Regions from separate parts of the Homo sapiens genome. Here region 1 is linked to region 2. A link is a contact called in ENCODE POLR2A ChIA-PET data. All regions are on one chromosome and are shown on one strand. Each heading gives the region's core, a stretch centred on a gene start or an enhancer-like site at or near the end of the contact. The rest is flanking DNA. Distances are from core to core; before and after follow the strand shown. Region 1 overlaps GGA2 (golgi associated, gamma adaptin ear containing, ARF binding protein 2). Region 2 holds the start of LDAF1 (lipid droplet assembly factor 1).

Region 1 (2,760 bases), core at 22-2,521, 2.3 Mb before region 2:
GCTACATGAAGTCACCAGGGGGTGGTGTCTGAGGACTGGCCAAGATCAGGTCCCTGCAAACAAGGCAGCTGTATCTTTAAGATGGGAAGAGAGTAATAAAACCTCTTCTTAGGGTTGTTGAGAGAATCAAAGGCTTTAATACACAGAAAGCACTTAAAATAGTGCCTTACTATGCTTGTAGTAAGTGCCCAAGAAGCGCTAGCTATTATTATCATTAGGCTTTTATAGCTGCAAGTAATTGAAACTAACTCATACCCATACCCGCTTACCAAAAAAAGGAAAGTAAAGAAAGTCCCAGAGTAGGGGTAGGCTCAGTCCAGGAGCTCCACGGTTCACTTCTTTGATTGAATTTTCTCTGCTTTGCTCTTCTCCCTACTGCAATCTCAGCAGAATTTCTTTTCCCCATTGATTTGCAAGAGTTATTGTTCTTCCGCCTGTTGGCTTGGGTTTTATGTCCACCTTGGAGTCAGCATGACCTGGGGTCATGAAATATGAAGATGGCCAGACCTGGGGTGGGGTGGGGTGGGGGACAGTACCCAACCCAGAGCCAAAGGTGGGGAGGGTGAATGGGGGACCTGGAATTGAGGAGAGGGGTTGTTCCCAGAGGAGTATCAGGAAGCCGTTACCAGAATCTCATGCCTTAAAAGTACAAACGGCAGCGCCTGTGCATTCTGTCATTCAGTTCTGTGGTGTTTTTTTCCACTTCATGTATTTTGGTCATTATTCCACATGACTGCAGATGTAGCCGCCTTGTTCTTTTAAATGAAAAGCCTTAGACGCCCCGTTGTATGGGTGTCCTAGGATCCATTTAACCGGGTCCCTGTTGGTAGACATCTTAGGTGTTGCTAGCCTTGCGCTATTAAAAACAGCACTCAGTCCTCTTGGGCTCTAGAATTCTAGCTCTGGTAGCGCTACCAGGGAGGCCATGGCTTAGTAAAAGTTGGGTGCTCAGTAAATCTGTTTCTTCCTTCCACTTGGTCCTACTCCCAGGTGATGAGTAGGACATTCCCATGCTGAGTCTTGGAGGTTTTCACATGTGCTGAATTGTATGATTGCCGGACTCTTGGGGTCCACGTGTCCCTCCCAGGGAAGGAGTCCCCCTGCAGCGTGGACTGCTGAAGGATTGCATTCTGCTCCTCGGGGTGACCACTTCCTCACAGTCTTGGGGCTCCCCTTGCTAGCACAGGCGGCTGCTGGTGCCAGGGTCATGACCCCGGTGGTTGGTTGGCAGCTGACGTGGGATGGTTTGGCTTCTGAATTAGTCACTCTTGGATGAGCCATTTCACTCACAGCCGGAGGTCTCAGCTGTTTTCTTAACACCTCTGGCCCTGTAGCACGCTTGAAATGAATCATACAAACACTGCTTTTAGTGAGGAAATACATGGCAGCAGTGCTATTTCTCAGCACCCCTCTGTCCTGCTCAAGTGCCAGCTATAAATAAACCACCTTGGAGTCTGGGATAGCCCAAAACAGAGAAGGCATCCTTTGAATTTCTCCCTGGCCGTGCCCTGTCTGGCCCCTAGCTAGTCCTTGGAGCAGATTGGTGTCAAACAGACCTACGGCGGTTGCTGTGGCCTGGTCAGACCCAGCTGCTGGCCCCCTGGGGGTCATTTTTTGGAGCTGCTCAAGTCTTCTGAAATAGTTTGTGCAGGCTGGGATTATGTGTTTAGGGGCCCAGTTATTTCAGAACTGAGATAGCCATCTCTCCGTGTTATCAGTATGTCCAGCCAGCTGGCCAAACACTGTCTAGCAAAAGAGGAATCGTTCATTCAGTAGATACCTGCCAGCAACTCTTCTAGGTACTAGAGCCTGTGAGAGTGAATGAGACAGGCCTGCTTTTTGCCTTCAAGGAGTTTATGAGCACGAAGATCAAGCTGGCTTCCAAGAGAGGCCCTAACTTTGTCAAGGAACTGAAGACCTCACCGCAAGAGTGGTTAGAAACACATCCAGGCTGTGGAGCTGGGCCAGCCTATGACTTAATTTTTGTTTCTGCCACTCCCTTGCTTTGTGGTTGGGTAGGTTTCTTCATCTGTAAAATGGTGTAGATGATCGTGCCAACCTGGATTGTTCTGAGGACATCTGGCATGGTATCTGACCCATAGTAGGTACTTTTTTTTTTTTTTTTGAGACGGAGTTTCACTCTTATTACCCAGGCTGGAGTGCAATGGCACGATCTTGGCTCACCGCAACCTCCGTCTCCCGGGTTCAAGCAATTCTCCTGCTTTAGCCTCTCAAGTAGCTGGGACTGCAGGCATGCAGCACCATACCTGGCTAATTTTGTATTTTTAGTAGAGACGGGGTTTCTCCATGTTGGTCAGGCTGGTCTTGAACTCCCAACCTCAGGTGATCCGCCCACCTTGGCCTCCCAAAATGCTGGGATTACAGGCATGAGCCACTACACCCGGCCCCATATTAGGTACTTTTAAAAATGACGGTTACTGTTACTTTTGAGCCATGATAAATCTTTTTTCCCCCCATAGGAAAATCCGTTTTCCTTTTATTCAGTATGCAGTGGAGCTAAAGTGCAGGGCACGAAGTATTTTACACAACATTTTAAGTTCTTGTGTATAGGTTTTCATGGAAATTTAAAAATTTAACAATGATGGGATAATAGATAATAAACTCATCGTAAGTACATTATCACTAGGTTTCAGCAATTCTTATTTTGCCATTTATTTTCAACTATCAATCCAAATATCCTAGTAGTGTTTTAAATCAAATATAAGATATAATATCATTAATTTTGGAAACATTTAAGTA
Region 2 (2,700 bases), core at 180-2,679:
GGGTAATTTTATCTACTACTAAGCTGTACAGGGTCTAGTATGCAAATTAAAGCACATTTTAATCATCCCAGCTAGACATCCTCTGCTACTTCCCTTTTGTAAAACAAGAAACCCTTTGGAGGGGAAAGTTGAGGAGGGGACTAATCCCACCACCCCACATTCTCTCTTTGAAGCTGCCTCTGGCGTAGGTCTTGAACTTGGGATGTTCCCAGCACTCAGTTCCCATAATCTCATCTCTGCAGCAAGCAGAAACAAGCGGAGTTCCCCTTACAGGTCTCCTTTGGCCTGGGAGCCTCAAGTGCCACCCAGACCGGTTTGGGGAGTCCGATGAGAGAGTGCGTGGGGCGAATGCCATCGGCCACAGCCTTCAAATGCGTCTACCTGGCCACCAATTCCCAGACCCCCTGGTCACTCACTCCTCGGAGGGGCCTCCCCAGGCACGGAGCTGTCTCCCGAGAAGGGAAAGCGAGAACCCGGCGCGGCCAAGGAGTGCCCCGCCTTCTTCACGCCTGGGGGACTGGGCCAGGCCAACACCAGCTAACCCTTTCCCCTTCCAAGGCTCCAAATAAATCTCCTGGCCCTCCCACCCCCGAACCTCCAGGGGAAAACGGCTACCTCGAAAGTTCAAGCTGGGAGGAGGGGTCACATCTCTGGTTGGGGGATGGGAGCTACAGGGCGCCTCGAGCTCACACTGGCCGCCCCTCCCCATCCGGGCCCAGCCTTTCAGCGTTCAAAAGCCAGGGAGACCCAAGGAGAGGAGGAAGGGAGTGAAATGCAGGTGGAGAGGGGGTCCGCGTCCCAGAAGGCACAGAGACTGAATAATGGGAACTCAGAGGGGAGTCGAGTACTTAGTTATTAATTTGGGGGTAAAGAAGCCCCCTTTGATACTTGCAGATCTCTCTGCAGCGATGGGGAAGGGGACCTCGGTGGAGAAGAGGGGCTGGGTGGTGAGGAAGGCGCCCGTTTTCAATAATCCTAGGGAGGTTTGCCTCGACGTCTTCCCCAGGTTCCCCAGAAAGGGGCACAGTCTCGGGGTGTGGTGGTGCTAGCTACCATTTTACCTAATCTAGTGGTAGTGTGTGTGTGTATGTGTGTGTGTGTTGGGGGGTGGCGGGGTGAGTGTGCATTTAGGGGTGGGGAGGAATCGTGTCTCCTCGTGCGCTCCCAGCCCCGTCCCGGCGACTCATAAGCAGGAGACGCCCCTTACACTAACCCCGGGGCAGAAAGCTACGGGCGTGGGACCCCGATAGCGCGCTCACGCCGTCGCCCCCGCGCTCCTCCTCTGTCCCCGCCCGGCGAGAGGGGTCTAGCCACCCGGGGCACCCGGACCCCCACCCCCAAGCTCCGAGCTCTCACCTGCTCCTGACCGCCGAGCAGCCCCCACCGCGTTTGCAGGCGAAGCGAAGAGAGGCAGGAGGAGGAACAAGAGGAAGAAGGAAAGAGCGTCCCGAGAGGGAGCCAGAGCCGCCTGCCTCCGCCCCCTGGCCCGGGCACCGCCCCTCGGCTCTTCTCCTCTGGGCTCGCCCCGCCCGTGGCCGGAAGGATCCGGCAAAGGCGCGCCAAGGCCCGGCGCCCAAGGCTTTGCAAAGCGCGCTCGCTCCCACTGGCTTTCGGAGCCACTAGAACAAGCCCTGAGAGGTTGACAGCTGAGGAAACTGAGGCTCAGAGAGTGTCCCTTCCCACACGACTGGCTTGGAGTGAGAAAGCTCAGACCACCTTCAAGACAGGCAGACTGGCAGCCGAGAATGAGTTTTCCAAGGGTGTCAGGGTTTCCCCTCCTGTATGCCTAAAACCAGCTGCTCTGGAACGTCTCTGGCGCTCAAGACACACACGTGATGAAGTATCACCCTGGCTGGAAGTTTTTAACCATGACTGCTCAAATGCGAATGTCATAAGCCAGTGAGATCCTTTCAGATGGATTGGATGTCCATTTTACACATGAAAAAGTCCAGGCTGAGAGAGACAAGATAAATCAATCCAAATTCCTCGGTTTGCATGGATCCAAGTCGGAGCAGGAGCCCCTGTTTCCCCTGGCCCCAAATCTGCCCTATAGAGTAAGGTTTCTGAATAGTATGCTATTGACATTTGGGGCGGAATAATTCTGTTTCTGAGCTGTGGATTGTAGAATGTTTAGCAATATCCTAGCCTCTACCCATTAGATGCCAGTTACAAGAACCGCCCCCCCCCACCTCCAGTTGTGTCTCAAAATATTGCCAAATGTCCCCTGGAAGGCCCCATCGTCCCGAGGTGAGAACCACTGCTATAGAGCATGATGGCAACTTACTGTGTGACTAAGTAACCTCTCTGAACCATGGCTTCAACCATAAATTAGAGAGAGGGATAAGCCCAACCATTGGTCTGCTGTTGCACAGTTCTCAGCCACTTTCCAGACAGGGACCTGTGTTGACCGACCTCTCCTCTTTGCCTGTGGCCATAGCAACCTGGAAAATAAGTCTTTAGATAACAAAAAGCTGGCAGGGTGCGGTGGCTCACACCTATAATCCCAGCACTTTGGGAGGCTGAGGTGGGCAGATCACTTGAGGCCAGGAGTTCCAGACCAGCCTGGCCAACATGGTGAAACCCCATCTCTACTAAAAATATAAAAACTAGCCAGGCATGGTGGTGCGCACCTGTAATCCCAGCTACTCGGGAGGCTGAGGCAGAAGTATCGCTTGAACCTGGGAAGTAGAAGTTGCAGTG

What was found. ChIA-PET counts read pairs that join two places held with the same protein, here RNA polymerase II (POLR2A).
Region 1: POLR2A ChIA-PET joins it to region 2 with 10 read pairs in activated T-cell. The contact joins the enhancer-like site here to the promoter of LDAF1 in region 2. POLR2A ChIA-PET finds 5 or more read pairs at or near these places in 2 of 52 experiments (activated B cell and activated T-cell).

Annotation. Positions count from the first base shown.
Region 1 is chr16:23,503,447-23,506,206 of GRCh38, reverse strand. The region is part of intron 1 of GGA2 (golgi associated, gamma adaptin ear containing, ARF binding protein 2); the gene reads left to right. Among named protein-coding and RNA genes, the nearest start is that of GGA2, 5.7 kb to the left of the region's middle. RefSeq lists enhancers at 748-1,247, 1,248-1,749. Within about 2 kb of position 1,271, at least 32 of the 41 ENCODE cell types and tissues checked have a DNase peak (open chromatin) inside an H3K27ac peak, as active enhancers do.
Region 2 is chr16:21,157,403-21,160,102 of GRCh38, reverse strand. LDAF1 (lipid droplet assembly factor 1) reads right to left here and starts at 1,429. Exons shown (of 5, transcript NM_001301771.2): 1 at 1,357-1,429. It also overlaps a transcript of DNAH3 not described here. RefSeq lists enhancers at 148-297, 432-932 and silencers at 1,190-1,369, 1,420-1,549.